Linked DNA regions of Mus musculus: regions 2 and 3 are each linked to region 1. The links are chromatin loops, found by intact Hi-C in ENCODE. Cell type or tissue: gastrocnemius. All regions are shown on one strand.

Region 1 (8,000 bases):
CATTCAGTAGAAAGTCAACGCAGCTAAGGTCAGTGGAAGGGGAAAGTTGGCAGAAGCAGCTCACATACTCGATTGTTTGCAGAACAGGGCGCTGCTTTACTCAGCTGGGCCTTGTACTGAGCATGACAGCCGTCTCAGGGAGTTCTGGCTAAGGAGCTGATGTCAGTTCTAGCTGTGGACCATCTTCTTCTTCAGGGATTGAGGTTTCTAACCAGTTGCAATGGTTATTTACATGTTTACAACAGAGGCAAAGGGCTGAGCCTCCTGCCAGCCTAAGGCCCTGCTCAGCCCTGCTGCTAGTGCTAGACAGTGAGTGGGAGGAAGGCCACTTACTTCACGTGCTTAACTGACTAGCTTATACTCTCACTGCCCACCCCACCCCCATTTAAAAGTAACTTTTCAGTGCTGGAGAGCGCCCACATGGCAGCTCACAATCAACTGTAACTACAGTTCAGGGGCTCCACCGCCTTCTGACCTCCACAGGTGCCAGGCATGCAGAGCAAACATCCATACACATAAATTTGGTTGATTAATTGCTTGCTTGTTCGTTCATTCATTCATTCATTCATTCATCCATTCATTCATTCGTTGTTTTTTCGAAGCAGGGCTTTTCTGTATAGCGGTGGCTGTCCTGAAGAACTGACTCTGCCTCTCACTCCAGTGCTGGGAGCGCCACCACACCTGCTCCACACATACACTTTTAACTCATCTTAAATGCAAATAAAATCAGCTTCTGAGCCAGTGAGGCGATCAGAGAGTGGAGGTGCTGAGAAAGCCAAGACTCAAACACCAGGAAAGTGCAGGTTGTCCTCACTTGCGCGTATGTGCTGTGCCGTCCCCGCACTATACACATTCCAGATGATATCCAGGAAGGCTTGGGCAGACTGGATTAATAATGTGAAACTTCATCTTTTTTTTTTAAGATTTTTATTTATTATTATACATAAGTACACTGTAGCTGTCTTCAGATGCACCAGAAGAGGGCGTCAGATCTCATTACGGATGGGTGTGAGCCACCATGTGGTTGCTGGGATTTGAACTCAGGACCTTTTGGAAGAGCAGTCAGTGCTCTTACCCGCCAAGCCATCTCACCAAACCCGTGAAACTTTATCTTAAAGAGACATTGGGACAAGCGTTGTTGTTGTTTTTAAACCAAGCAAAATCTTACTCAGAAAAAAGTATGAAACATCTGGCTATGTTTTCTGTGTCCATCGAGATGTGTTGACTTCCTCCTTTGGAATGGCACAGGCAGTGGTCAGTGAGTAATGACCACATTGCTGTAAGTAGAGCAGTTCACTGTCCAATCAGCCCGAGGATTAGAGTGCCGATCCCTGCCCACACTGACCATGCAGCAGGAAGATTAGCTGCTCGCAGAGCAGTTCAGAGTCAAGTTTGAGTCAGAACTTCAGTTGTGTCATTTACAGCAGGAAAGCAAGTGTTGGCAGGAGGAGTGGAACAGAACAGGGGTAAGGAAAGGGGTTCGCAGAGGTCACCTGAGCTTAGAAGTGGCTGAGACAGCCATATGGGGAGAGTGACAGTGATGCAGGGAGCTGTGAGTGATGGGTCGTGTCGGCCGCTTCCCGTGTGCTTCTCTGAAGAGGAGTGGACGACACAGTCACAGATGGCTTTGGCGGTACTGGAACTACCTCCGAGTACTGCCACATGCCTTTAACCCCAGCACTCAGGAGGCTGAGGCAGGACAGTCAGGGCTCCACAGAGAGACCATTCTGTCTCGAAAAAACAAACAAGCAAAAAGACAAATATTGGTATAGAGGGATTAAAGAAGGGCTCAGCGTCCAGAGCACTGGCTGTTCTTCCAGAGAACCAGGTTCAGTTCTCAGCACCTATATGGCAGCTCACAACCATCCTTACTTCAGTTCCAGAAGATCTGACTCCACCTTGTGGCCTCTACCAGCACTGCATGCACATGCAAAATACCCATACATGCAAAAACAAATAAATTGAATATGTATAGATATATGCATATGTGTATATGAAACTGCAATGGCTACAAGTAGAGATTTGTCTAATAGTGAGCCTGAAAGGCATGTGTGTGGGTGGCTCAGTGGTTAAGGTACTTGTTGCTGAGCCTGACCCACGTGGTGAAACAATAGAACCAACTGTCACGTTGTTCTCTGACCTCCATGTATGCACTATGTTATTTTTTAAAGAGACATTAAAGGTATAGGTAAGGAGGATGACAGATAGTTCAGTGGTTAAAAACCATTTGCTGTTCTTAACAGAGGACCCACATCAGGCAGCTCACAGCCACCTGTAATTCCAAGGGATCCAGCATCCTACTCTGCCTCCTAGGACACCTGCACACATGTACATTATACTCAGGCACACGTACAGTCAGTCAATCAGGAAAGCATAGGTGATCCTAAACAGCTGTATTTAGCTTGAGAACACAGGGGTAGTTGGTTCTTGAAGTAGACATGCTTAAAGTTGTGAATAGTGTCCTTGGCCCAGTGAGGAGAGCTACTTTTGAATTGTTCCTAAATGCTCAGGCATACTTTGCCTGTAGATGAGGAAACAAACGTTCTGAGGGGCTGCGTGCCTTGCTGAGTGTCACAGCAGGAAACAGGTAGCACACTGCAGGTGTGGGTGCCCTATGGCTGAGAGGTCTCTGCCCCCTCTGGGTTGCTGTGCTTGCTTCCCTAGGCCCTCTCATTGGCTGAATGAACTGTGTTGTGGACCAGCAAGGACTGAGGTGACTGGGTGCCATCAGGGCCGGAGGGAGGCAGCATTGAGGTGTGCTGAGACGCTGTGGTATGGAGCTGCCTGTGGTGTCTCCTTAGACAGCATTCCACTTGCTGAGGGTTGAGAGTGTCCTCTTCACATTTGAACTCTGAGGGCAAACAAGCCAAGTGCCGTTTATGATAGAAGGGACTGCAGAGTGCGGAGGGCATGTGCTTCACCTGCTGCTGTCCTCAGTGGTGGGGGGCCTGAGGGGGGCTGTGTCGGATGGGCAGCTGTGGGCATCAGCAGTTGGCAAGAGATTGGAATCACCTAGGCTGGTAGGCCAGAGAAGAACAAGATGCTCTTGGAAGCCCATCTCCATGCGAGGTCTCTGGAGATGGAGTCTGGCTAATGGGAGCTGTACAGACAGGTGTGTGGAAAGAGTAGACCTACTGAAGTCAAAAAGGTGGTCTCGTGACCCGCATCTCTGTGTGCTTTCTGAGACCTTCCAGAACAGTAAGACCAAGTGATTCAGGACAGGTGGGAATAAGTGTGAGGCTGTGGGGCAGCAGGTGCTGTCTGTCCTTCCTGTCTGCAGCAAAGAGCCTTTTACATACACCAGGCAAGCTAAACCCCAGGGCAAGTACGGCCATTTTGTCTCAGCTCTGGGAAGAAGCAGGCTGCTGTTTGTTGTGTGCTTCCACCTTAAACTGGATCACAGCCGGAGCCTCTTAGTATTTCTGCCAAGCCCTGGTTCAGAAGGAGAACATGTGATTGTCTCTGCAGCCTTCTGCTCGTTCCTCCTTCCACTTTGCCATAGCCACAGCCAAGTGCCGTCTGCCTTTCGTGCCCACAATCCCACCTCTACCCTGTATTTTTAGGAATACAAATGTGTGTGTACCAGAGAGAGGGAGTGTGTGCGTGTGTGTGCATCCACGTGCGCGCACGCTCATGCGCCTCTGCCCAGCATTTTTGAAAATACAAACATGCACATGTGTATATGTGCACTTATGCACCATAGTGCTTGTCTGAAGGTCAGAGGTCAGCCCTGCAAAGTTGGTTCTATCTTAATCATTTGGGCCCCATAAATGAACCTGCAGTTGGCAGTAAGCAGTCTTACCTGATGAGCCTTTTGGTGTACCCTGGGGCTAGCTAAAGCATACAAGCATTAATCTCGGACGAAGCACTGGAAGGGTCGGTGTGACCCACAATGTGCTCATGCTGTCTGCACTGTTGGGGCTGAGCCGGTCTTTTACTCTGTGGGTACAGCGGCCACGACTCAAATCTTCTTATCTGCTTTGAAGCAGCCACAGATTTAACGTACTAGCCTGGAATAGCGATGTACACTTTTAATCCCAGCTCTCTGGAGGCAGAAGCAAGAAGATCTCTGTGAGTTCGAGACCAACCTGATTTTATACACACACACACACACACACACACACACACATATATAGAGAGAGTGTGAGTGTGTGTGAGTGTGAGTAAAGGTTCAAGGACAGCCAGAGATAGGGAGAGAGACCCTATATCAAAAAGGAAGGTTAGCATAGTAATAAGGAGCAGTCAGGGGAGGGCCAGTTGAAGTAGGCCCAGCGTGTGACAGTTTACCAGAGACAGTTAGTGTCACTAGCTGGCTAATGATTTCATGAAAGGGCCCCTCTGCAGCTCTCCTGGGTAGTCTTAGTAACCAAGTAGTTCTAGGGATTTATGACTGCCCTGTTCAGGCTCCTCAGCATTTTAGAGGAGGAGCCAGGCAGGTGCTACTCCTGCCCCAGTAAACACCTTGGCCTGGTAAGCTTTCTCTCCGTCGTCAGGGAGGGAGGAGATTCCTGAAGAACGTCTCTGATCTCCTGGGTTCAGATTTTGTTGGCATTGAAATTGCTACTGTGACAAAAGCTTGTATAGTCCCTGAAGTCACAGAAGCAGCTGTCTTCCGTCCCCCAATTGTCCTGCAGAGGGTGCAGTCTCTGTAGTCACTGAAGCAGCTGTCCTCCATTCCCTGATTGTCCTGCAGAGGGTGCAGTCTCTGGCTCTACTTTTTCCTGAGCATGCTCTATAGAGTGGGGACAGTCTCAGCGGCCGGCCTGCTAATTTTGGCAGGCTCTGTTCTACAGAGGCTGTGTAGGATGCTAGGCTCAGAGACAGCCAGTTCAAGCCCCGAGGTAGAGATGTGCCTGGTGGGTTCAAGGAGTGAGAACAAGGTGGGGGTGCTGCAGGGGAGGCGAGGCTGAGTACAGTGTGAAGTCAGGGCAGAAATCAGGTGGCAAAGCTTTAGGGATGTCGTGAAGGACGCCATGGTCACTCTGCCCTGCATAGAACAGAGAGCAGTGGAAGCAGAGAGGCCTCCTCAGCAAGAGCGCACAACGGATGTGGGGTGTGAGGAGAAAAGACAGAGAGGTTAGAAGGGTGGGGTCAGGAGCCGTGCGTTCCATAGAGGGAAGAGCAGCCTCACACTAGATAGGAAGGTTAAGAGAGAAGGATAGGATAGGATCAGAGTTGTACGTCTGAGTGTTGCGTCACACGAATGGCGTCTAACCTTGTATCGCGGTTGTCATTCTCTAGATGATGGCTGACTCGAAGCTGTTGGTGTGTGTAAGAAAGTCCAGAGCCTAAGCTGTGCTCTCAAACACACCTAGAGCATCATTGCTGCAGTTTGCATAGACTCCAACTCAGGCAAAAACTCATACATAGAAATTACAAACCAGTCAGCCAAGCAAGCAAGCAAACCAAAAGGAAGGACGGAAAGAAAAAAGGATGTGCGGCGGCCAGGCATCGTGGTTGCAGATCTTTAGTCTCAGCAGAGGTAGATGGATCTCTGAACTGGAGGCCAGCCTCGTCTAGCCAACTCTGCAGAGTTAACCCTTTTCCCACCCCCACCCACAAAGAAAAACCTTTAAGAAGAAAGACAAAGGCTTGTTATGTAGCTCACACCTCCAATTCTGAGGAGGCAGAAGCAGGCAGACAGCCTGAGATATGCAGCACGTTCCAGGCCAGGGAGGCCACGCAGACAGACCCTGTCACCTACAAGAGAAACCCATCTAAAGCCACACAGGCCTAGAAGCTGAGGCAGGACAAGAGTTTGGGTGACAACCACTAGCAACCCAAAATCCAAGGGAGACAGCCAAGGCCCTGGGTTAGAGATGTCTGTGAGCCACCATGGGCGGGCTTGGAATCAAACTTCAGTCCTTCTCAGCACCCCCCATCCCATCCCTGCTCTAGGACTTCCATAGTTGCAGAGAATAATACAGTAGTCACCAGTGCCTGCCACCTTTCCACGGCACTTAATAGTAGGCCGTGGCCAGAACCCAGTTAGAGTCGGGTGTTTCTAGCACATTTTGATGAATGGTATTGGTTGTCCTGTGCACACGGTCTGTATGTACATTTGTGTCAGGTGTGGAGGGAGACTCCTCACTCACCTGTAGCAGTTGAGAACCCATGACCAAGGAGGAAGAAGCAAGAGGGAGGAGCATGAGCCCCGCCCACCCGGCAGCCTGGCACATTCTGTACAGAAAACGTTTGTCAGGCAGGGGACTCTGGGTTTGATGCAGTGCGATGACTGCATCTCCTGAAGGCCCAGAAGAACTAGGTGTTTGCATTGGCATGGACTGTATGTGCACTTCAAAATAATTTAAGCAAACAGTGTGGACCTAGAAAATGTCTTTTGTTAGGTAGCATTGCTGATTGACTGAAGCTGAGAAGTATGTCCAGGAACTCTCCTTTGTACCTCAGCAGTTTCAAAGCCATCAAGCTCCTCTGTGTTTGTTTTGGGGCTCTGGGCATTGTTTCAGATTGCTGACACTGGTCAGGCTTGTAGCACAAGACAGCTGTGTTCTCAGGATTGCCAGCTTGTCACACTGGTCATGTCACAACTATCTCTCCCTTTTCCTCTCCCCTCTGCATTGATTTCTGCTGGGGTTCTAAGGTAGGGTCTGTGGACAGCATTTCACCACTCAGTAGTACCCAGGCTTCTCTGGCGACTCCAACAGAGATGTTCAGCGTGTGAGAACCCATGCTTATCCCAGAGTGAAAGAATAGCTTCCCTCCCTGCAGAGCCCTGAGGGACTGGGGATTTTTGCTGGTAGTGGGTTCCTAAGGACCAGTCACAACTGTCTGCTCTGTACAGAGGCAGCTTCATGGTGTGTGGTCAGTCATGCGTCTCCTCTGCACAGCCTCTGCTGATCCCTGTCTTTAAAGTGTCACCAGTGTGCCTCACCATGACAGGGACATAAGCCAGACAAGAGAAATAGAATGTGGAAAAATTGGATTTTTCCAGCTTTTCTCTTTGCTTTCAAAAAAAAAATGTATTGTGCTACAATCAATTTTTAAAATGTTAATATAATTTTTAACTCTGTGTGTATGTGTGTGTGTGGGGAGTGCCCATCAGTGCCCTCACAGGGCCTCAGGGCCTCTGGAGTGTAAGTGTTAGTCAGAGGCAGCCGGGAGCTGAGTTCTGGCCCTGGGAAAGCATCCGGCATCCAAACTGCTGAGCCACCTCTCCAGTCCCTCTTCCTTTTGAGATTTTTTAAAAATTTTTAAATTTTAACATTGCTTTTGTGGGTGTGAATGTGGTTGTGCATGCCACAGCTCATGTGAAAGTTGGGGTGACTTGTCTACAGTGCGGGGCCCATTGAACAGTTTTCAGTCTCTGTTGTTGCAGGGAGCCCACATTAGCCCAATTCTTGTATTTCCGCCTCCTGAACACTGGGGTAGAAGCTGTTTGTGCTTCCGTCAGCTTCTTTGGATGGATGATGGGAGGGGTTTGAGACAGGGTCTTAACTGCATAGCTGTGGTTGGCCTGGCACAAGCAGAAGCCTTCCTGCTTACGCCTCTGCCTCCCGAGTGCTGGGATTGAAGGCATATGCCACCATGCCTGGCTGATTTCCTTCTTTTTTAGAGATCTCCTTGCCCTAGGAGAGGCCAGAGAGAACCCTGTCCACAGCATCTCATCTAGGTTCTAGCATACTGTTCTAGCGGAAGACTGCTTTGTATAGGCTACATAAGCCCTCTAGCAACTGAACCTACTCTCTGGCCCTCAGATACTTTCGAAGCTTCGGTTGGATTGGCTCCTCGAGGCAGGTTTCTTAGTTGGGTCAGGGAAAGGTTGAAGGCTGGCAACGCTTGCTGCGTATGGGTACCTGGGATGGGGAGGGGAGAGAAGTTAGGTGTGTGGATGCTGAGGAGGGTGGACAGAAGCGAGTGGCTGACAGGATGGATAGGCTGGGACAGTGCACAGACAGGAGTAGTTTAGACCATCTGGGGAACTGCCACAGAGATTGGAATAGAATGGTTTACAAGGCACTCAGAACCTTTAAGTAGTTTGA
Region 2 (8,000 bases), 110 kb after region 1:
CCCTTGTCATTGTCATGCTAGACAGTAAAGTATTTTCATGGAGACAAATTGGAGCCCTGGGGGGCTGGGTGTGTGTGTGTGTGTGTGTGTGTGTGTGTGTGTGTGTGTGTGTGTGAGGGCTGAGAAGGCAGAGAGGCATCGATGATGATGGTGGTGGTGATGATGGTGAAGATGATGATACTTTTAAGAAAAAAGCCAGTGGAGTCCACAGCCCCAAACTTCCCAGACAGGATATATCCCTAGACGGTCAGACATTTGGAGGGTTGAATAGAAGGCTATGATAGAGTGGGGAAGAGAAGCCGGAGGCTGGGAGAAAGCACAACCTTCACAGAGCTGTAGGTCCGTCAGGAGACTGGGAGGGCATAAGAACATGGCTCAGTTAGCTGAGTGCTTGCTGAGCACACCCAAAGCCCTAGGCCCCCAGCACATAGCTGGTGACATAGCTGGTGACAGTGGTTCAGGCCTGTAGTAACCCCAGTGGTCCAGAAGGAGTCTGTGGTCATCTTGGGCCTCTTGAAAAATCCAACAGGAGGTCGGTAGGGTGGTATATAGCTTTCATTCCAGCACTCGGGAGGCAGAGGCAGGCAGATTTCTGAGTTTGAGCCCAGCCTGGTCTACAGAGTGAGTTCCAGGACAGCCAGGGATACACAGAGAAACCCTGTCTCGAAAACAAAACAAAACAAAACAAACAAACTAACTAACTAACTAACAAAGAGAGGCTTAGTGGTTAAGATAACTTACTGCTCTCCTAGACGCCCTAATTTTGGTTGCCAGCACCCACATGGGGCAGCTCACACCTGTCTGTAACTTCAACTCAAGAGCATCCTCACGCCCTCTGCAGGACTCATTAGACACCTGCACCCGTGTGCGTGTGCGCAGAGTCCTGAGCAGACACACATGCCTTAAAAAACAAAGCAGTCTCTTTTAAAGACCAAACAAACAAAAGTAGAGAGGAGAGAGGGTAAAGACAGAAGGCAGCCAGGGGCTCTCTGTGCAGAGCTGAGGTGTGGCTGGGGTTGAATTCAGAACACATGCGCACACACACACACACACACACACACACACTGTGTAACCTAAAATAAAATGTTTCGGGAACTGACGCGGGATGTCCACACTTCCCAATTTAGACCAGCTTCCTTGTAGACTTTCTAATTGCAGACCTTCTGCTTGCCTGTCCAAGGTGAACCTAACCCACCTTCCTGCTTTGCGCCCCGCCCCGACCCCTTCCTGTTCCGCGTACCTCCCCCACCCTCCCTCCCGTTTTGCGCCTCTGCTTCAATACAGATGCCCTCCGTTTCCGGCACAGCAACTCTTCCTTTTCTGAGCATTTCCCACGTCTCTCGTGTCCTGGCCTCACGTTCTCTCAGCCCCGTGGAGATCTGACCCCTGTATGTTTCCATGGGGCTGTCCTTCCCACCCAGAGCCCTGAACCTCCCTTGGTCCATCCTCCCTCAGACTCTGGGCCACGCAGAAGGAAGACAGCGCTGGTCCTGAGGGGTTTGCAGATGCCAGCGAAACACAAAAGACGTAGGGACAGAAAGGCAGGCCAGCACTGAAAGGCGCGGAAATAAATAAATCAATGAATGAATAATGGATTGGTAATTGATACTGCGTGTTAGGCCTGGAAGAGGGGGCCGGGCAGAAGGGAGACTCCAGTTGCCCTGTCTTCCTATAGAAAAAAAAAGGGGGGGGGGAAGGAGAGCCGTTTTGAGTTCTCTTTCTCTCCCTCAGACAGTCATGTGTATCTTCCTATGGTGGTCTTGAGCCGTTGCAGGTGAGGTCCAACTTCTGACCCTTACCCTCGCTCCACAGTGCTGGGATTGCAAGCATGCACCACCATGCCCAGTTTGCGGTTTTGTTGTTGTTGGTTTTTGTTTTTTGGGTTGTTTGTTTGTTTGTTGTTTTTATTTTTTCAGACAGGGTTTCTCTGTGTAGCCCTGGCTGTCCTGGAACTCACTCTGTAGACCAGGCTGGCCTCGAACTCAGAAATCCGCCTGCCTCTGCCTTCCAAGTGCTGGCATTAAAGTCATGTGCCACCATATTGGCTAACAATTATCTATTATTATTATTATTGTGTGTGTGCCCTGCATCCATATGTGTGTTTGAGCACAAGTGCCACGGTGTGTGGATGGAGGTCAGAAGATAACTTTTGGGAGCCAGTGTTCTTCCTCCAGGAGCCGGGATTGAACTCAGGCCACCAGGCATCTGCAGCAAGCACCTTTACTTGCCGAGCCTTCTGCGCATGCTCAACAGGCACTGTCCACACCTCCAGGCCAACCACCCCTGTTCTTTCCACAGCTTGAAAAGGAAGGCCAGGGATCTATCCCACTGTGGGTAGATGGGATTCTGAAGCCCAGAGAGTGAAAGAGGCTCGTTCCAAGTCACACAGCACTTCAGTGACAGAGCTGGGGCTATAAACAGATCTCTGAGCTCTGATCTGGTCCTTGCCACCTTGAGTCCTGTTTGGAGGCTGGGCAAGATGGATCCGGGAGTCTGGCTGGGTCTAGGCTGCCTAGGACAGGGTTTTATTTTCTACGCTCCCTTTCAGCAACCTGACGTGGGAATGGGCAGTGCTGAGGGACGGCCTTCCGGCTCTCTCTCCTCATGGCGCCGTCAGCTCGCTTCAAGCTCTCGGACAGTGAGTCACCTGCCTGGTGGACAGGGACGATTGCCAGCCGCACCTTGGACCCTGAGACCAGATGTCAGGAGCCTTGCAATGGTTTCTCTGCCACTGACTTATGGCTGGAAACCACACCTCCTGCATGAAACCCTTAACCTTTAGGGGTACCCAGATTTAGGACCCCGGAGACAGCTTACCCAGGACACACAAACAAACAGAGCCGTCCCTGTACCGGGTTCTTTCTGAATTTGAGGCATAGGAACCATGGGGACGCTGTAATTACTGACCATCATGGTACAGGCTGGGATATGGAGGCCAGAGAGGTTAGGTAGCCTGTGTGATGTCACACAGCTGGAAAGCCTTGGAGCTGTGAATCCAATCCAGGCAGGACTGAGGCAGAAAGAAAAAGCAGACTGGACTAGGTGCTTACTTCAAGCCAGAGGGCTCGACGTCGCTGCGGTCCTGTGGCTATGGCCTGGACGCCCTCGCCACCTAGTGGTACAGTACCTTAACTACAAGCGGAATTCCTGTTTGGTTTGGGTTTAGATTTACGTTTTTTTTTTAGTCAAGGTCTTCGGTAGTAGCCTAGACTGCCTGGACGCACTATGCAGCTGAGGATAGCGTTAAACCTCTCATCCTCCTGCCTCCACTGCCCCAGTGACAGCGCTCTACTCCACTGGAGCTGTTACAGTTGTGAGCCACCACTTGGTGCTGGGAACTGTGTCCCGGTCCTCTGCAAGAGCAGTGTGTGCTCTTAACCAGCTCTTCAGCCCCTATTGTTTTTTTTTAATTTTTTTTTTTATTATCAGTGTGTGTTGGGGGCGGGGTCAGAGGACAATATCATAGAGTTGGTTCTCTATCTAACTTTATGGGGTCTCCTGGATTCAAACTCAGGTCCCTCAGGCTTGTACCTCTGATTTTATTCTTTCCTTAAGTTATTTATTTATTTGTGTCAGGGAGGGGATAGTGGGTATATAGAGGTCAGAGGCCAACTTTTTTTTTTTTTTGGTTTTTCAAGACAGGGTTTCTCTGTGTAGCCCTGGCTGTCCTGGAACTTACTCTGTAGACCAGGCTGGCCTCGAACTCAGAAATTCACCTGCCTCTGCCTCCCAAGTGCTGGGATTAAAGGCATGCGCCACCACTGCTGGGCTCAGAGGCCAACTTTTGAGAATTGGGTCTCACCATCCACCATAGGGGTCCAGGGGATCAAACTCAGGTCGTTAAGCTTGGCTGCAAGCACCCTTAGCTGCTTAGCTGCTCCACTCTCAATCTCATGTGCTCTTAACCTTAACACTTGGAGTTGACATGATGATGCACACCTGAAATCTTAGAGCTCAAGACACTGGGACAGGAGGATCAAGGGTTTCAAGTAAGTTTGGGCTATAGAGCAACACCTTGCCTCAAAGAATCAGACAAAACAAAATAGTCGTAGTTCAGAAAGGATGTTGTTTCTGCCGCATTCCAAGGCTTTGGTGCACGGCTAACCTCTTACTACAGTTTGTTAACCTTTCCTCACTGTGACAAACACCCGAGAGAACCCATTTCAAAGGAGAAGGGGTTTCTTTTGGCTCGTGGTTTCAACCCAGGGTCGGCTGGATCTATTGCCTTGGGCCTGAAGCCACACAAAGTGTATTGGCAGTGAGAACACATTTGTTGTACCAGCTCCGGGTGGATACAAATCTATGTACTGTTGAGCCTTTTAAAAACAAAAATAACAGGGGGGGGGGGCTGGAGAGATGGCGCAGTGGGTAAGAGCACTGACTATTCTTCCAAAGGTCCTGAGTTCAAATCCCAGCAACCATTTGGTGGCTCACAACCATCCGTAATAAGATCTGATGGCCTCTTCTGGGATTCTCTATGTAGCCCTGGCTGTTCTGGAACTCACTATATAGACCAGGCTGGCCTTGAACTCACAGAGCTCTGCCTACCTCAGCCTCCCTAGTGCTGGGATCAAAGACATGCACCACCATTCCTGATGCGGGTGTCTCTGTCTAATGTCCCTCATTCTGTTGTCATGCCTCTTGGGCGGCACGCCCATGTCCAGCCTGGGTCCTCAGGTTTTAGTTAAGGGACCTGGAAGTAGACCCACCAGGGCTTTGCCCTACTCACTCCTCGTCCAACTTTGCTGCTTTAACACGGGCTTTTGTGTAGCACAAGAGATCTTTGAACATGCCCTGGTGCTGAGGACCCTCTGACCCTCCTGCTTCTCCTCAGCAGCACACAGATTACACCTGTGCACACCTCAGCCCCATCTCTACTGAGTTGGGATCAAGCCCAGGGCTCCTGCATGCTAGCATGTGCCTTACCAACCTGGCCACAGAGCCCTGCCCACCGTGTTACCCCAGCCACAGAGCTGTGTCTCCAGTCTCTCCCAGGTGCTGTTTTCTTTCAATATTATACTTGAGACGGGGTCTTGCCAAGTGTGGTGGCACATGCCTGTAATCTCAGCACTCAGGAAGCAGAGGCAGGCGGATCTCTGCGAGTTCAAGACCACCTGGTCTACAGAGTAAGTTCCAGGACAACCAGGGCTACACAGAGAAATCTTGTCTCCATCTCCTGCCTCCCAGAAAAAAGATTAACCATTACACCTAGTGCTACTTTGAAACCCACCTTATTTTGATAAGGAAATGGTCTGGGTTGATGTTGAGCCCATTGCTCCAGACCTGCATCTTATGGCCATAGAGGACACATTTGGTCGAACACCCTTGTTCTTGGCTACAAGCTTGGGTGATGTCTTAGTTAGGGTTTTACTGCTGTGCACAGACACCATGACCAAGGCAACTCTTATAAAAGGGAAACATTTAATTGGGGCTGGCTTACAGATTCAGAGGTTCAGTCCATTATCATCAAGGCAGAAACATGGCAGCATCCAGGCAGGCATGGTGCTGGAGAAGCTGAGAGTTCTGTATCTTGATTTGAAGGCAACCAGGAGAGACCGACTTCCAGGAAACTAGGAGGAGGACCTCAAAGCCCACAGAGACACACCTACTCCAACAAGGCCACACCTCCTGATAAGGCCACACCTCCTAATAGTGCCACTCCCTGGGCCAAGTATATTCAAACCACCACAAGTGACTTGCCCAGATGTCTGGGGACATCAGTGGGTCTCAAGCCCAGTTTTCCTGTTTAATTGTAGAGCTCTCTCTCTCTCTCTCTAAATCACAGCTATCACTAGCTTCTTCCTCCAGAATCAAATCCCATTGGGAAAAGATGGGGTTTACACAGAAGACACTGCCTCAGGGCTCAGCATGGAACCTTCTAGTCTGTTGCTCTCCTTTTTTTTTTTTTTTTTTTTTTTTCCGAGACAGGGTTTCTCTGTATAGCCCTGGCTGTCCTGGAACTCACTTTGTATGTAGACCAGGCTGGTCTCGAACTCAGAAATCTGCCTGCCTCTGCTTCCCAAGTGCTGGAATCAAAGGCGTGCGCCACCACGCCCGGCGCCTGTTGCTCTCTGCTTCTCTGCTTTTTACTGCTTTTGGGTCTTTTGTTTTGGCTCTCAAGTATGCGTGAGTGTGCATGAGAGAGAGAGAGAGAGAGTTTGAGAGTGTGTATGTGTCTATGTGTGAGTGTGTGTGTGTGTGTGTGTGTGTGTGTGTGTGTGTGTGTATACACATGAGTACAGTCTTTGTGAACTCATGTATGGGTATGTGTCTGTGTGTGAGCATATGAGTACAGTCTATATGTATTCATGTATGTGTGTGCAAGAGTGTGTGTATGTGTATGTGAGCGTGTATGTATATGAATATAGTCTCCATGTACTCATGTATGTGTGTGTATGCATATATGTATATGAGTGAGTATGTGTGAGTGTGGGTGAGTGAGTGAGTATGGGTGAGTGTGGGTGAGTGTGTATGTGTACACATGAGTACAGTCTCCATGTACTCGTGGACGGTGTGTGAAGGGCAGAGACTTATGACGGATGACTTCCTCCTCTGTCACTTTCCACTTCAGTCTTTGTGATGGGGTCTCACTGACTCCGGAGCTAACTGCCTGGGCCAGGTTGGTTGGCTTGTGACTCTGTCTGTCCCCTCAGCACAGGGATGACACACATGTTGCCACCACACCTGGAAGTTTCACACGGGTTTGGTCCTTATGCTCGTACAGTAAGCGCCTTACTGACTGAGCCACCACCACCTCCCCCAGGCTCCAGTCTTGAGGGGATGGTGTTTTATTGCCAGTGAGTGGGGGCTTTGCCTGCTTGTATGTCTGTGTACCATGTGTGCCTCGGATGTGAGCTTATCTCAAAACACAGCAGAGCTGGTGTGTTGTGCTGGTACAGGACTTTGATCCCAGTGGTAGAGCGGGTGGGTTTCTCTGAGTCCATTCTACAAAGCCAGTTAGTTCCAGACAAGGCTACGTAGTGAGACTCCATCTCGGAAGCAAAACAAAACAAAACCCAACAACGACAAAACAGGGTGAATAACGGACTGTGTTCTTCATAAGGGAGGTTACTGTATGTCCCAGGATGTCATCGATACAATATAAAAATGACCTCAGTAAACAATCAAAAGTTCTAGCCAGAGGCAGCTTGGAAGGTCACCAGAGGATTGTGGGTACGGCTGGCAGGAGAGCGGCTCACAGACAGAGGTGGAGACGGCTCAGCTCTCCCTACAGGGTACTCATGCTGGTACAGGACTTTGATCCCAGTGGGTTTCTTTGAGCGGGTGGGTTTCTCTGAGCGGGGCTCGTTCTCTGGTAGAGGTGGAGTGGGGGCGTGGCTGGGAAGGAGTGATTGGTGTTTTCTGCCAAGGGTGACTCCCTCCACCATCTCTGGCATCTGTCTTGGTCTCTGACCAAAATACCTGTGGTGCTCCTAAGTGGCAGCGTGCCCTGTGTCCCTCAGTCCGCCCTGTCCATTGGACTCTACCTGCAGCAGAGTGAACAGAGTGAAACAGGGCCCCATTTTGGAGCACAGCCTGCCCTGCCCCCCACTGATCTTGAACTCAAACCAGGAAGAAAAGCCACGGAGGCAAAGGCAAAAGACTCAAGGACAACAGGGTCCCCAACAGCCCTCCAAAGCTCTGAGACTTGGTCAGAATGTAACACATCCCAGCACCTGAGCCCCGCCTTACTGCCTGGTATGGTTGGCGCTGACCTTGGAGAAACTGCTGCAGATCAGGAAACCACATTAAGTGAGCACCTGAGATGACCTTGGTCCCTGACACCTTGAATCAGTATCCCTTAATGAGAACCACCTGCAGTAACGGCGAGCATCACCATGTGAGGCTACCTGAAGAAGTGTCCATTAAAGCCAGGCCCGAGACATTGCTGTGGCTCCTGGTTCCAGCTAAGAGCTTGGCAGCTCATGTGTCTAAGTGTCAAGGATGACTCTGAACTCCTGATTCTCCTGCCATCATCTCCCAAGTGCTGGAAGACGGGT
Region 3 (8,000 bases), 230 kb after region 1:
CCTCACCTCAGCCGTGTGGTCAGTGTGCTTTTGTCCTGACCATTGACCTCTCAGCGAGCAGCTGTCCCAGCTGCGCCCAGCTCTTGGCATGGCAGCGTGTTGTCCCAGAGCACTTGAGTGTGTTTTCTGACTGAACACAGGTAAAGGGGCAGGCACGGGCGTGTAGAGTCCACACAGGCAGTGGTGACCGTGGCAGTCTTGACTGTTAAGAAACACACCACCACATTCAAGTCGTAGCCTCTTCCGGCAGCCTCCATGGTTCCTTTCAGTAAAACCACGTCTCTGTGAAGGAATGCAACCCCTGTCCTGCCCAAGTTAATCCTGGAGTGGGAAGCAACCGCCCACACCTCATTCTCAGCCAGAGCCGAGGGCCTGGCACAGAACAAGCGACAGCAGACTCCCTGTAGTGACGCCAAGCTTGGGTCCCTAGCACCACCTAAGGCAGAGCTTCCCAGGCTGCTATGGTTTCCTTTCTCTTTTGAAACAGCATCCAGGTAGCCCTGGCTGGACTCCAACTCCCAGAGATCCCCCTGCCTCTGCGTTCCGAGTGCTGCAATTAGGGGCATGAACCACCATATTTCTTCTTTTCTTCTTCTTCTTCTTCTTCTTCTTCTTCTTCTTCTTCTTCTTCTTCTTCTTCTTCTTCTTCTTCTTCTTCTTCTTCCTTTTCTTCTTCTTCTTCTTCTTCTTCTTCTTCTTCTTCTTCTTCTTCTTCTTCTTCTTCTTCTTCTTCTTCTTCTTCTTCTTCTTCTTCGTCTTCTTCGTCTTCTTCTTCTTCGTCTTCTTCTTCTTCTTCTTCTTCTTCCTTTTCTTCTTCTTCTTCTTCCTTTTCTTCTTCTTCTTCTTCTTCTTCTTCTTCTTCTTCTTCTTCTTCTTCTTCTTCTTCTTCTTCTTCCTTTTCTTCTTCTTCTTCTTCTTCTTCTTCTTCTTCTTCTTCTTCTTCTTCCTTTTCTTCTTCTTCTTCTTCCTTTTCTTCTTCTTCTTCTTCTTCTTCTTCTTCTTCTTCTTCTTCTTCTTCTTCTTCTTCTTCTTCTTCTTCTTCTTCTTCTTCTTCTTCTTCCTCTTCTTCTTCTTCTTCTCCTTCCTCCTCCTCCTCCTTCTTCTTTTTTAAAGATTTATTTATTTATTAGCTGCACACTGCAGCACACTGCAGCTGTCTTCAGACCCACCAGAAGAGGGCATCAGATCCCATTACAGATGGTTGTGAGCCACCATGGGGTTGCTGGGATTTGAACTCAGGACCTTTGGTTTTTTTGTTGTTTTTTGTTTTGTTTGGGGGGGGGTTCAAGAAAGGGTTTCTCTATGTAGCCCTGGCTGTCCTGGAACTCACTTTGTAGACCAGGCTGTCCTGGAACTCAGAAATCCGCCTGCCTCTGTTCCTGAGTGCTGGGATTAAAGGTGTGCGCCACCACTGCCCGGCAGGACCTTTGGAAGAAGAGAACCTGAACGTCCAGTTCCCTGAGCTCTGACCCGTCTTCTGACCAGACACCAGGTATGACATGGTACACAGACATACATGTAGGTAAACATCTATACACATAAAGCATTGAAAAATGCTTTTAAAGTTATATTTACTTGTGTGTGTGTGTTTGACATGACACACCGGTGCTGGTCGGAGAGCAAGTTGCAGGAGTCAGTTCTCTTCATCCATCATGTGGGGTCGTCGGGCTTGGCAGCCAGCGCCTTTATGTGCTTCTCTGTGGAGGAGGAAAGCTGAGTGGTTTGTCCCAGGCCACACAGCTAGTACTTCTAGAGTCTGCTATGGCCTACAGTTGTGACGATCTCATGCCTTTGTCCTTTGGGTACCTAACTCCAATTTTCTTCCCAGGAAGATGTGTAGAGTGGTAGGGAGACCCGAGGGTCAAAGGTGAACTTGAGGCGGCTGTGAAGGCACCAATGGACTTGGGTTTCTTCTACAGACAGGCAGCAGGTACCGCCCCATAACAAGTATCCATTAGGTGTTATCCCCAGAAAGACCTGCCAGGCATGTCCCAGCCTGTCCCTTACAGTCTGGGGGACCTGGGTCTCAGCGGGGCAGGCACCGCGTGGTTCAGCTTCCCCCACAGCCTCTTTGCGGTGCCCTCCTGAGTCTGTTAGAATCAGCCTGGGATGCTGCTGGCTTTGGTCCCAGCAAGGAGCGCTGTTGCCACCTCGTGGTCATAGCTGGCATTGCAGTGCCTGTTCTGAACAAGCGATCCCACGCCTGTTCTTGGGATGGACTGGGGTCACAAGGTGGGGAGGAAGAACAGAGGTGCTGAGGTCTGGTCTGTTGCTATGTATTGCAATGCTAAATTCTGTACCCGAAGGTCTAGGATCAAGTGGATTGTCACATTTACCAGCTTTTGTTGTACAACCGGTGTTTTTAATTTAAAACTATTGGTTAAGCTGGGCGTGGTGGCGCATGCCTTTAATCTCAGCACTCTGGAGGCAGAGGCAGGCGGATTTCTGAGTTCGAGGCCAGCCTGGTCTACAGAGTGAGTTCCAGACAGCCAGGGCTATACAGAGAAACCCTGTCTTTTTGTTTTGTTTTGTTTTTGTTTTTAAAGATGTATTTATTAGTATAAGTTCACTGTAGCTGTCTTCAAACACACCAGAAGAGGGTATCAGATCTCATTATGGGTGGTTGTGAGCCACCATGTGGTTGCTGGGATTTGAACTCAGTACCTTTGGAAGAGCAGTCGGTGCTCTTACCCACTGAACCATCTCACCAGCCGGAGAAACCCTGTCTTGAACCCCCCCCCCCCCAAAACAAAAACAAACCCAAAAAACAAAAACCAAAGCCAAACCAAACCAAAACAAAACAAAAACCTATTGGTTAAATAAAAACTGGCTACAGCCAGTTTCTGGAGGGGTTAGAGTTAGATGGGTTTTGAGTTACCTGGTTAAAGAGGAGGAGGAGAAGAGGGAGAACGAGGAGGAGAGGGGAGAAGGCACCATGAGAGATGTACAACACTGTAGAAATAGCTAGGCCAGCAGTTAGAACAGTAGATTAGGGGTTATCCACCCCCAGTCATTGTCAAAGCCAAATAAAATAACCATAGTCTGAGTCTCATTTATTTGTAATCTAGTTGGGGATAAATTGGTTGTAAGACACAGGCATAGGGGAGGTAGGTGGGGTAGGCAGCGAGGCCCCTTGTGGGTTCACAGGCCACTCAAGCATCCACAGGTGGCTCTCTACCACCCATTACAGCTTGCAGGGAGAAGGGACTCCTGTGGACAGGCTGATGAGCAAGGCGGAGGCAGCGCCTTCCAGAAGGTCTCTGGCCTGCGGAGTCTGCCTGCAGCCAGCAACTCTTGAGTTCAGTGTGTTGAGAAGTGCCAAGGGGGCAGGCTCCTCAGCAGCCCCTGCCATCAGGCGAGGGAGGTGAGAGGCCGCCCCCACACAAGGGAACCAGAGCAGGAGTCAGACCTTCTTTGTGTTTTCTTTCTTTTTAAAATTAGTTTGTAACTATGGGTGGTTTGCCTGCATGTATGTATGCCTGTGTGCCTGCAGAGGGCAGCAGAGGCCATCAAATTCTCTGGAACTGGAGTTACAGATGGTTGTGAGCCACCATATGGACACTGGGAACCAAACCAGGGTCCTCTGTAAGAGCAGCTGGTGCTTTGTTTTGTTTTGTTTTGTTTTTCAAGACAGGGTTTCTCTGTGTAGCCCTGGCTGTCCTGGAACTCACTTTGTGGACCAGGCTGGCCTCGAACTCAGAAATCTGCCTGCCTCTGCCTCCTGAGTGCTGGGATTAAAGGCGTGCGCCACCACGCCCGGCCAGCTGGTGCTTTTAACTGCTGAGTCTCCATCCCTGACTTTTGTACCTGGTCATGTTATGATGAAGTGATGGTATATAAACATATTTTAGTGTGAGTATGTGTGTGTGTGTTTGTGTTTTGGCTCTCACACATAGAGTTTGTACAAACACATACATAATTTGATTTTTGCACTAGAGTCTCCAGACTGGTATTTCTCCTTATTTCTCCTGCTGTATTTCATGAGTTCTTGGATTAGGATACAGTCATGCACCACCATACTCAGCTTATCTCACACTCACACCATATATATATATATATTTTTAAATTTTTTTAAATTTTATTTTTTAAAAATTTTTCCCGAGACAGGGTCTCACTGGGTAGCCCTGGCTGTCCTGGAACTCACTCTGTAGACCTGGCTAGCCTCAAATCAGAAATCTACCTGCCTCTGCCTCCCAAGTGCTGGGATTAAAGGCATGTGCCACCACTGCCCATCTCCCATATATTAAATTTTTTGAGACAGGATATAGTCTTATATCTTTCTCAACCCTATTTTTTTTCTTTTTTTAAAGATTTATTTATTTATTATATGTAAGTACACTGTAGCTGTCTTCAGACACTCCAGAAGAGGGAGTCAGATCATGTTACAGATGGTTGTGAGCCACCATGTGGTTGCTGGGATTTGAACTTCGGACCTTCGGAAGAGCAGTCGGGTGCTCTTACCCACTGAGCCATCTCACCAGCCCCCTCAACCCTATTTTTAATGATGGTTCTTAAACGCTTTAACCTCCCTTCTCCCCCACCACCCTCCAGAAGTGTGGAAAAGAAAGGTTATTAGGATACAAGAGAAGTGGACCTGTTTAAAAAATTTTTTTTTTTTTTTTTTTTTTTTTTTAGCAAATCCCATCTGCGTTGTCAGGAGATCAGCAGTTCAGTACCCAGGTTAGCAGTGGCCGCTCGATCCACTCGCAAATACTTCCCAAATCTACAAGAAGTTCAGTTCAGTAGTGTCAGCATGAATCAGCAATGGTGGCATGACTCAGCAGAAATAGCCAGGCTTTGGCCTTGAGCACCTAGGAAAAGTTCTCTGCCGTGCCTCTCTCACCAAAGTGAAGATCAGCAAAGACTGGAGACCGAGAAGCGCTGCAAAGCTAGATATGCAAGCCTGGTTCACTGACCATTGAGTCCTATTTATACTCCCTCCAGACATCACGGGTCTTGCCTCCTTCACAAGTCTTGCCTCACCGTGTGTCTGTCTCAGCCCGAGTCTGTGGAAATGGCAAAAAACTGCCCGAACAGGACCAGAAAGTTTTTTGGTGCATTTCTCTCTGTGGAGTCACAACAAACGGAGCTCAGCTACCTAATGTAAGGCAAACCCAAACCTGTGTGTCATTAGTGAAGAGTCCCTCATGACGAGTCCTTTCATGTGCTTGCTTTAACGAAACATCCTGGGCCAGCTTCAACGAAACACTCCTTCACGTGTCTGCTTTAGCGAAGCGTCCTCTTGCCTGTGTCCAATTCAGGAAAACGCTCCTTCATGTGTCTGTCCCGGCAAAACAGCATCCAACACAACTGACTTTCCAAAGAAACCAGAAGTTTCCACTTCAACAGGGTCACACTGTGTAGCCATGGCTGGTTTGGAACTTGCTTTGTACACCAGGCTGACCTTGAACTCACAAAAACCTGCCTCCCTCTGCCTCCCCAGGGCTGTATTAAAGGCATGTACCACCACAGCTGGCTGTATTAAGCAAATACAAATATAGCATTACATTTCTTTGCCCCGGGGCTGAGGATGGAGCTTAGTTAGTGGACCCCTGACCTAGAAAGCATGGATTCAACCTCCAGCGCTTTGTAAACGGAGGGAGGTGCAGGCCTGTAATCCCAGCACTTGGGAGGTGGAGGCAGGAAAATCAGAAGGTCAGGGTCATCCTTGGTTACATAATGGTTTGGAGGCCAGCCTGGGCTACCTGAGACCTGTCTAAAAAAAAGACAAAAAAAAAAAGAAAGCTCTTTCTTGAGGTTTAAGGCAGATCAACCAGTGGGCTGCCAGGGTCGGGCTCAACAGGCCCAGGGAAGCTGAGGACTTGATCCCTTGTCCCAGTGCCGAGGTGCACCTTCTCATGAAGGACCGTGTCATAGCACCGATGGTGCCAGCCAGCCCCAACCCACCTCTCAGAGCTGTACTGACGAACGACTTCAGCGATTGACTTAGTGTTTGTGAGCCCAGCGCTGAACTGGCAAGGACTGGCTCTAATGAAGTAAGTTATGCCGGATGGTGAGCCCTGGTCCCCGGTCCTTTCTGGAAGCTTCCGATGCTACCGAGCTGTGTGTTCTTTGATCAAGAACTCCCCTGGGCCTCAGTTTCCTTTTCTGTAAGGTGGGCATGCTAACAGTCCACAGCGGGGCCATTCAGTGACCTACCGTGGGGACAGCAAGGATGAGTAGCTAGCATGGGTATCGGATGAGGCTCCTCCTGTCACTTAGGAATCACTCAAGAGAAAGAAGTGCTGAAGACATAACCTAGGGTATTAGGACACTTCATGGTGACCAGCTTTCCCCTGGGCCTGCGGAAAGTGGCTCAGTGTCCTGAAGAACAGAGAAGGTAGGTGGGGTGGGGCAGCAGGGGCAGGTGACCTGGCCCTAGAGGGCTATGAGAGGACCAAGAGCAGCAGGACGGACCTCCAGGGTACCTGGGACAGGAGTGACAGTACCTTGTGCTCCCCCTGCCTCCTCCCAGTGTGGAGTCAGGGCTGGTGTCAGCTGGGCAGTGGCTGTGTGTGGGGTGTCTGACTAGACACAGATGGAGCTAAAGATGGCACTCCTGGGACAATTTTTTTTTTTTTTTTTTTTTCAAAAGGAGCTCTGGCAAAGTTTTATTAAAGGAAAACTTTCTTGTTTACTTCTCACCAGTCTGTTCTGGCATGCTTCTAATAATATCAGAATCATCTGGGTCAATGATAGCCAGTGTGCATACTCTAGTATTTTCCACACGCGGTGCCCAGTTCAATATTATTGCCACTGTAGTGATGGACCCCAGTTTTAGCCAACATGGCATAGTACTCTATTTCAGATTTCCTCAAAGCTGGACAGTTGTTGGCAAGGATAACCAACTTCGCTTTGCCTTGTCCGATCATCTTCAGAGTCTGTTTGTAGCCCAGCATGTACTTCCCACTTTTCATAACAAGTTGGAGCCTAGAGTTGATCGACTCCAGAGACTTTTTTGTCTTCTTTGCGGCCACCATCTTCCTGCTTTAGGTGCGGGACAACCCCCAACCAACACCAGCCGCCAAGATGGCCGGGGAGCGAGAAAGGAAGGCAACAAATGGGTTTCTGTGTGTATGGCAATGACCAGGGCTTCTCTGAGGTAGTCCAGGGTATTTTCTCTCTCTCTCTCTCTCATTTTATTTTTTAAGATTTATTTTAAAGATTAATTTATTTATTATTTATATGAGTACACTGTAGCTGTCTTCAGATATACCAGAAGAGGGCATCGGATCCCATTGAGGATGGTTTTTTTTTGTTTGTTTGTTTTTTTTTGTTTTTAGTTTTTTGTTTTTTGGTTTTTCGAGACAGGGTTTCTCTATATAGTCCTGGCTGTCCTGGAGCTCACTTTGTAGACCAGGCTGGCCTCGAACTCAGAAATCCGCCTGCCTCTGCCTCCCGAGTGCTGGGATTAAAGGCGTGTGCCACCACGCCCGGCTCATTGCGGATGGTTGTGAGCCACCATGTGGTTGCTGGGATTTGAACTCGGGACCTTTGGAAGAACAGTCAGTGCTCTTAACAGCTGAGCCATCTCTCTAGCCCCTGTTTATTCTTATTGTTTATTTTTATGCATGTCCTCCAAGGTCAGAAGAGAGCGAGCCTTGGGTCCCCTGGAGCTGACATTACAGGAAGCCAACGGATGTGTGTTAGGAGCCAAAGCTTGGTCCCCAGCAAGGCTTGAGCTGTCTCTCCACCCCTATGGGTCTTTGCGTTGCATCCTCTGTCCAGGTTCCCCTTTGGGGGGCACTGTGACTAGGGCTGAATGACCCTGGGGTGAAGGTCAACCTTCTGTCCTTGCTGGATGTGTCCTGGGTCCTGCAGAACTGGGAGTTCGGGTCTTGACCCCTCCAGCTGTGACTCAGGGCACCGTGGGTGCTGAGCTGGAGGGACACCATTAAATGGAACCAGCTGGGCTTTGCCTGAGGCCAGGCTGCCCTACATTCTCCATGCTCCGGAGGGGTCAGGGGCAAGTTCGGCTGCCGGCTTCAGGCTTTGGTGGC

Evidence for each region. Hi-C counts contacts between places; a loop is a spot of excess contacts. Peaks named below come from ENCODE experiments on the same cell type or tissue, not always from the same donor. Only the 100,000 strongest peaks of a DNase experiment are listed, where the experiment ranks them.
Region 2: a loop joins it to region 1, with 5 times the contacts of the local background. A loop is called at or near these places in 22 of 42 quality-filtered maps.
Region 3: it touches region 1 in a loop (2.8-fold over the local background); 14 of 42 quality-filtered maps call a loop at or near these places.

What each region holds. Positions count from the first base shown.
Region 1 is chr17:27,758,546-27,766,545 of GRCm38, reverse strand. The region is part of intron 4 of Ilrun (inflammation and lipid regulator with UBA-like and NBR1-like domains); the gene reads left to right. Among named protein-coding and RNA genes, the nearest start is that of Spdef, 34 kb to the right of the region's middle. In gastrocnemius, CTCF peaks have their summits at 1,910 (motif pointing left) and 4,648 (motif pointing right); a DNase peak (open chromatin) is centred at 4,697; H3K27ac peaks cover 278 bases.
Region 2 is chr17:27,645,439-27,653,438 of GRCm38, reverse strand. No RefSeq gene overlaps it. Among named protein-coding and RNA genes, the nearest start is that of Pacsin1, 6.2 kb to the left of the region's middle. In gastrocnemius, a CTCF peak has its summit at 3,111 (motif pointing left); DNase peaks (open chromatin) are centred at 3,092 and 7,449.
Region 3 is chr17:27,529,047-27,537,046 of GRCm38, reverse strand. It overlaps the pseudogene Gm9703. Among named protein-coding and RNA genes, the nearest start is that of Grm4, 20 kb to the right of the region's middle. In gastrocnemius, a CTCF peak has its summit at 3,478 (motif pointing right); a DNase peak (open chromatin) is centred at 2,137.